Linked DNA regions of Homo sapiens: region 2 is linked to region 1. The links are chromatin loops, found by intact Hi-C in ENCODE. Cell type or tissue: B cell. All regions are shown on one strand.

Evidence for each region. Hi-C counts contacts between places; a loop is a spot of excess contacts. Peaks named below come from ENCODE experiments on the same cell type or tissue, not always from the same donor. Only the 100,000 strongest peaks of a DNase experiment are listed, where the experiment ranks them.
Region 2: a loop joins it to region 1, with 12 times the contacts of the local background. A loop is called at or near these places in 2 of 110 quality-filtered maps.

What each region holds. Positions count from the first base shown.
Region 1 is chrY:7,722,326-7,726,325 of GRCh38, reverse strand. It overlaps the pseudogene RFTN1P1. Among named protein-coding and RNA genes, the nearest start is that of TTTY16, 23 kb to the right of the region's middle. In B cell, no CTCF peak of the experiment used is centred here; DNase peaks (open chromatin) are centred at 1,905, 2,985 and 3,595.
Region 2 is chrY:8,533,759-8,537,758 of GRCh38, reverse strand. No RefSeq gene overlaps it. Among named protein-coding and RNA genes, the nearest start is that of LINC00279, 100 kb to the left of the region's middle. In B cell, no CTCF peak of the experiment used is centred here; a DNase peak (open chromatin) is centred at 1,788.

The DNA.
Region 1 (4,000 bases):
CTTAAAAGGCTTAGAAATGTCAGCCTGAAACCTGAGCATATGATGCCAATCATGTTTCTGGCTGAGACGATTTTATTCAGTAGCACTCCCTGGCTGCCAGCTTATTGTGAATGGCCAAAACCCAGGGGTAGGGCTTTCCTGATGTAGGGGTAGGGCTCCTTCCCTCCCTACACTCTCGGGACAGTTGGACCCCATGATATGGCCCCCTCCCAGATCTGACACTGCAGCCATCTTTCTCATCTTTTACTCAGTTCATTAACAAACAGCTATTGAGTTCCCATGCATAGTCATTGGCCCCTGCCTTCTGTGTCCTGATGAATTAGCCTCTTGTTATATTTGGGAAAGAGCCCAGAGTTTGGGGTGTGAAAGGCCCTTGGTTGTGCCACATATAGGCTTGTGATTTCTGGGGGATCCAATTAATGCTTCTGGGCACATAATCAGTGCCGCCCCCTCCCATCAAGGTTGGGAGAGTCACATGCGATGGTGAAGGTGAAAGGCCCTTGTAAATAAGGGACACATGCCTGTGGTTGTTGTCATCCTTACAAGTGGATTCCCTTGGATTGTTGTTCATGCAGCAGTCCCTGCACTTTGCCTTTCCCTGCTGCCCTGGCAAGCAGGCCTCGTGCTGGCCCAGAGGTGCCCTGCTATTAGTACCCAATCCTGACTGAAGCTTGAGCAGCCTTGCCCAGATTTAGGCATCTGGAATAGCCTACGGCCCTTCTGCCCTCTTGCCCTGCCTTGCCACCATGGTGCCCACTGCCTGCCTTCCCAATACAAACATTTCTGCTTAGTCCCTTCTGCCCATGACCTCAGCAGCCTGCAGTCCCCACCAAGTGTGATGCCCACTTGTTCTTTCCAGTGCAGGTAATAGCCAGCTGCCTCCTCCTCCCACATCTAGCCCTTGGAGCCCCAGATTTTCAGCCAGCCTCTAAACTCTTTCTTCTCACCTGACCAGAGGTCCAGAGGCCCAGCCAGTCACCTGCTTACCCTCAAGACCTGGGCTCTCTGGGGCCCCACCTGCAGGCAAACTGCAGCCTTCCATCCTGTGTCTGAGTCCCCAGACCCAGGCATAGACCTCAAGGCTGGACACCTGCCTCTTTCCTCCCCACTCCCTAGTAGCCTGGCAAAGCCTGAATGGACCAGTTTCCCAGGCTGGCAGGATTCAACTACCCCCACCCTTGGGCCCCACACCCCCTTAGCCTGCCCTCACATTCTCCTCTGGTTGGCTTAGGTCAATACAACAAACACATGTGCAATAGGAGGGATCTAAATGAGACAAGGTGGGGAAAAGGGAGAGATGAGAAGAGAGTCCCAATGGGTGCTCTGCCAGTGCAGTCCTTCAGCAATTCCCAGAACATGATCAGAACCAATGCCTTCCGTACCCCTTTGGGACTTACTGTCCCATGTCTAGAAAAATCTTCCAGCTGAGAGTCACAGAGCAGCTGAGAAAATTTAAATAAACATGGGGCTCTTTTTGCAATCTTTGGTGCTTGCTCATGTGAGGATGTGTATTGGAGAATCAATATTGGAGAATCAGAATATTAAAACATCAAAGGGTATCACTTTTGTACAGTTTCTCTTGACTGATTTTCATGTGAAGAAAGAAAGGACCAGAGCCAAGAAGATGATGGGACAGAGGAGTGAGTGTACAAGGGTTACGCATCTGCAATCAGATTTCTCCCAATATTTCATTGCTGCTGATTCTTTGGAGGCTCTTTTTTCCAATGCTCTCTCCTTTTCCTTCCTGAGAAATTTATTTCTGTCTCTGGCATCAGTCTAGCCCCCTGAGGAGGATCAAGCCAGGAAAGCTGTCCACACCATCTGCCTTTTCTGAGGGTTTCTGTCTTCCTCTATTACACCACCAGCACTCTCACTTCTCCTTTGGCCTTCCCCTTTTTCTGGTTCATTATGCATTCGGGAAAGTTGTGTTTTTGTCTTGCCATTGAGTGGGAGTTCCCTCTGTGTGATCAAGTGTTACCATGTAGTTTTGGACTTTGGCCACTTCCAAATTCCCCACCTACTTCTATGCAGAGGTTGTGATTTCCTTTTTCTCTCTAATTCATTTATATTTGTGCTTGACTGTAGCAGGCTGTAGTGAGTGGTGCTGTAGCCTATGTTGGGGTCACCTGTGGTTAGCTCTGGCTAAGCCCACAGCTTCCTTAGCCTCTCTGCCTGCAGATATTCTAGGGAGTGGGCCCTGGGAAATGAATGACTCAGGAGTAACTTTCAATTCATGAGGAAAAATGTCCCACAATCCTTGCTCTTGGTGTAAGAATCTGGGTGTGTTTTACACAGTGTCTGTGGGTCCCTGGTGGGACTGAGCCCTACTTGCCCCATTGGTAATATGCTCTTCAATGCACTTATTCACTGGCATCATCTCCATCTCCTCCGTGTTTTCCATTCCTACTCCTTCCCTCTGTTTCCTGGGATCACTTCCCAAATAAACTACTTCTACAGGAAAGCTTGCAGGGTCTGCTTATAAAGGAAACCAAATAAACCCAAGAACTAACTAAAACCTTGTTTATCCTCTTGCCCTCGGTAGCTGCAGCTTTATTTGAACCCCTGGCCGCCAGGACTGGAAAACACCCAACTGTCTAGTTTACCTCCTGCCCACCCCAGCCCCAATTTATGGCTGGATTCACTCCATTACATGTTGCTCCATTTCTAAAGTTTGTATTTTCCAGTCATGAACTAGTCTAGTGATTGCGAGCTCTATACACCAAGACCTAATTTCTGGTATGAAAGTATCTCCTAGCTGGAGATGGCTTCTGAGTAAGGAGGAGGGCTGAGAAAAGCAGCTTTGGATGGGGATAATGAACAGGCTAGAGTTGGTGTTTAAAATCCAAGTGGCCACTTCCAAAGATAGGCACCTTCCTTTCATAATTGTTCTGTTGGATGGAAAGCCTGAAATGGCTTCTGCTCATTCAGGTGTTGCTGATGACGAAGTAACATGGCCCAGCGCTGCTACCTAGTGATCTCTGCTGGTGCTCACTCAGATGGGGCTGAGAGAAGACTTTGTGACCTATGTGAGATAATTTTAGGTGTTAGACAGATGAACATATTTGGTGTTAATGTACTTCATCATCACCCCTTGTTTTTGGCAAGTGGTAGTGGATTGCCTTCATACTCATGAAAGAAAGTTTCTTTTTTTAAAAAAAAAAATAATATATTTATTTAAATAAAGGAAAAAGTCAACTAGTACTTGGATACCACAAAACATTGTGAGGTACTGAAATTTGGGAAACAGCATCAAAGAGTGCTTATGCAGGGAGCATGAATTTGCTTTGTCCTTCTTGCTAATGTCAACCATTGTTTATGACCTTTAAATTCTTGTTTCACACAAGGTGGGGATTTTCTTATGATTTAAAAAGATATTTTTGGAAACCAAAGCATATTCCTGACAAGCCTGTGTAAGCAAGACTTTTTAAGCTGGGTCAACTGATTGCTTGACTAAATGAGGAGCATAAAAATAGACTTTCAGACTTAGATTGAAATTCCAGATATTTGCTTCTGGAGGCTGCTACTGCTAACCCATGCCCAGCTGCACATAGGCAGGCTTGGCTCAGCTGATGGGTGGTGGTGATTATTGATTGCTTAAGAACTGAGCTATAAATGAAGGAACTGAAAGCTCAGCACCTCACCCCCAGTGCCTTCTTGGCTGTTTGGGCTGACCTGCCACTCCAGGCAGGAACTCTCATTTACAGGAACATATTTATTTTTACATATCAATGATGTATTTTTGATGTACTTGATTAAGTAATATGGGTTCAGCCCCAGGAAACACTATTCCAGTTTATAAATAGTGAGTTCAGGAGTATATAATATTTCTGACATTAGAGCAGTATTTTTGTTTTTATGTGTCTCTGTACCTTTACTTTTTAAAAGACCACTCTGACCCAAATACATTCTGCTTTTGTTTCCAAAACACATATTTGTATGAATTTCTAGAACCATCTGCTGTGTTCTTTTCTCAACCACCTAACTGTACACATTAATCCCA
Region 2 (4,000 bases), 810 kb before region 1:
TGACTAACTAAAGCCATGCTAATCATGCACTGATTTTCAGGGCTTTCAGGATCACAGACCTCACACAGTCTTTCATAAAATTGTGCCAGACTCTATTCTTTTCATTGAATGACATTAGAGACTTTGTTAACATTTGTGGCCTTCTGAGCTCCCTCCTTTAACCCTTCTAGGAGGGCTTCCTTATATTGCTTTAGCCTTTCTATAACTTTCTCTTCATTTGTGTCCCACTAAGAGTCCGTACCTGGTAACTGGAGCCTCACATATTCCTGGGGGTTTTGGTAATCAGTCAGAGCATGTTGCTCCAGCCACTTGATGGTTGCCTGGAGCACCCATCACCTTTCATCTATGTTAAAGAGGTACATAAGCAGCTGATGGCAATTAGCCCAAGTAGGGTTGTGGGTCTGGATAATAGTTTGGAGCAAATCGATTAAAGCTTGAGGCTTTTCAGTATAAGATTTTTTTTTTCTCCAATTTAGGAGATCAGCTGAGGTAAAGTATTGCCACACACAGGAACAACTTTTCACCATATGCCTGTCCTTGTCTACCCCAGTATGCTGCTCTTCCCTCAGGGGCATTTGTATTACAGTCTTAGGTCATAAATGAGCTGCCAAGGGTGGGGTTTCTCCTACAGCTTCATATACTCTCTTTTCTACTCTGGGTAGCCTAGGGTTGTGTGTGTCCTGCAGAGGCACAAGTGCTGTGGGTTCAGGAGTCGAGAGTCTCTCTTCTCAGTAAGGGGAGGCATCGCCAGTGCCACTTCCTGCCATAAGTCTTCTGATATTGGGTCGGACAGAACTTTAGGAACCATCTTCCCAAGGTGGGTGGAGCAGGATCCTTCCTTGGTTATCTGTCCCTTCGCCACTAACATTGCTGCTGCTGCCTGTCCTTGTAACCATTGTGGCAGTTCTAAAACCAGTTGTAACCAAGTGTCTATGTATAGAAACTGGTCTGGGTGCCCTGACGTACAGGTTATCTTATGGCATACCTTTGAAACAAGGGACCTATCTAGGCTTCACTCTGATGGCCAACCCATTTCTAATGCTGACCAGTCTATCTCACACAAAGTTCTAAGTTTACCTGGTAAACTTAGTGTCATAGTAACTCCATAGTCTCTTTTAAATCCCTTCTTGAAATTGTTCAACACAGTTCCTAGAAGTATGGGCTTATTTTGTGTCTGACCATTTTTCTCCTGAGACAATACAACACTCACACTGCAAGAGGGAAAGGGTAAAGGTCACTCACTCATCTGATTCACACTAAATCAAGTAATTCAAGCCAAGCCAAAATCAAAACCAAAACCAAAGTGCTGATAAAGGCATGCCGTGGGTATTCAGGTCATGATTCTACTCAAACAGGGTGGGCAAGTTTCCAAGACTGGTCCTACCATGTTCCAGATATCCAGACTCCAAGTGCCAGTTCCTTCCCATCATTCAGCCACTGCATCAATCCTCCACAGGGGCCTGCCGTACACTGCTCTGGTGAGGCATTCCACTGGAGCAATTCCCTAACTGGAAGCACTCTCAGGATTCATGTCACTCAAGCTGCATGGAGTCTCCCTCAGGGATACTCCATAGGTAAGGCATAAGCTGCCTAAGGGGCTGCCTCAATCTTCTGTTAACCACCTCACTTTCTGCTCAGGGAACCAAGAAATGTAGCAGGACAAACCACAGATAAAACCCTTCAGACACCAGGTTAAAGAAGGAAGTTGGTTTATTTGGTACGAAGTGTCGGCCGACTTGCCTCTCAAAAACCTAACTCCCCAGTAGAGAGATTACTTCCCCTTTTAAAGGCTTACAACTCTACGGAGTCCATGTGAAAGGGTTGTGATCATTGAAGCAAGCAAGGGGTACACGGCTGAGGGTGCATGCATCGGTAATCAGGACAGAAGAGAACAGAACAGAAAGTTTCACAATGCATCCTCACACAATGTCTGAAATCTATTAGACAATACAAGTGGTTAGGTCAGTGATTGATTTTTAACTACCAGGCCTAGGGTGCTGCCTCAGGCTATCTGACTATTGGTCTCATGTCTGCCTTTCTTTCACTTTTGCTTTCTATTTATTTTTCTGAGTTATGAGACAATAATTTGGTGGTCTTCCTTACCACCTGAAAACTGGGCCATGGTGTGGACTGCTTGTGAAATTAAGGGAATGTGGGACAGAGTTAGAAGCAGTTTCTGTGTCATTCTGTCTGTATGTCTTTTGCAGGTGAAGTTATGGGACTGCATACACCCCTTACCAGATTGTATCCTCAACCCTACCTGACCTTATTGCTGCTCACTCTCTATGTCCCAGGATGAAATCCCAAGACAATGGAGAAGTGCCCCTTCATGATGTGAAGCACCTAGTCAACTGGGAACAGAATTTGAGGTAAATTCAAGGAGCCCTGAAGACAGGACTGCTAGTGTCTCTCCCTGGGTTGGCCACAAGACAATGAAACACTGGAAGATGTTTGTTTTTTGGTGTAGTATGCTACTCTTCTTTCTAGAAGACAGTTTTCTTTTTTTTTTTTTTTTTTTTTTTTTTTTGCAGGGAGAGGTGATTTGGATGATGGAGGGTCTCAGCCCCATTCCCAATTCACTGCGGATTCATGCTCCACAGGAAAACAAAACAAAACAAAACAAAACAAACAAACAAACAAACAAAAATATGGAGCCCCACAGTCCAAGCACAGCCACACAGGCCAGCAAAAGTTTAGGAGATTAAAAAAAAAAGAGAGAAGAAGCACAGAAGTGTGTTAGCTACACTCCTTTGAGCAGACTCCACTTACAGGCATACACACACAGAAACACACAATGTAACACACACACACGCAGACATACAACACCCACAACACTCCCACAGAAACACACAGCCCAGCAGCTCCTGAGGCTGCGTGGCTCTATAGGAAGCCACATCTGGGAGAGAGCAACCCCAGAGAACACAGGCAAGCTCTACCTAAAACCACAGTGGGGCAAGATTCAAAAAGACACACCCCTACAATGGCTAGGTAGGACTGAGGAATCTTGTAGATCCTTTTGCGTCCTTAGGAATTTTGCAGTTTATTTCTGGGGCTCTGCTTGGTGTTTTCTCAGGCTGCCTCACTTCTGCCCTTCCCCAGGTCCATGGGGACTGTCCCATGGATCCCACAAAAAAGGTAGGTGAGAATCCAGTGCTGATGAACCCCCACAGAAGTCTCCTCTGCCAAGATGCAAGGAATTGTTGTAAGGCAATGGTGACATTCATTGTGAAGATAGCCAAAGCTCATAAATAGGTCAGGTGCCCTGAGCCTCAGTGATGTGCATTCATGAGGCAGTCTTGGGTGCCTGGCTGTCAGAGCTGTCAACTTGCCTAAGCAGAGGAAAATGGTATATAGGTAGAGCCAGCCTGGTATCAGGAAAAAGGCTGCCTGCAAAAACCCACTGGAAGACCAGGGACCCTTCAGCTATCTCCATGGCCAGGTCCCCCTGGAGTAGATGTTTCAATACTGTGAGGTGGTCTGTAGAAACTGCTCTTCTGACTTTATTCCTAAAAGACACTGTGTTGCAGAATGGAGTCCCATGAAAATTGGAATATAATTGGTTTGTTGTTGAGGGTTCCTTTGGTGATAGAATCATACCTGACACCCTAGGGGTGGGGGTCAGTGAAAGATGGCTGGGCTCTAGACCTCATTGCCTCCCTTCATCCTGGGCCTCACAGGAGCTCTCTTGGAAAGACAGAAACCCTGAAAAAAGCAAGTCAGAGATGGAACAGTGTTCTCACACCATGGACTGACCTCTCATGAGTGCAGATGAGATTGAAACAGTGTCTCAGAGGTCATCTGTGGCAATGGCAAGCCTGAAAAGCAAGTCCGTTAGTTCTGTTGAGGGTCACTGTGGACTCCCAATGAAAGCAAAGGAAATCAAGGCTCACCTGAGAGAATGAGTTGCCTTGTGCTTGAGTCTAAGCAACGCTCAATGATTCTTGTCAGAGGAGCCAAAAGCCTTCTGCAAAGTGCCAAAAATCTCTGTCCCCAGAATGAG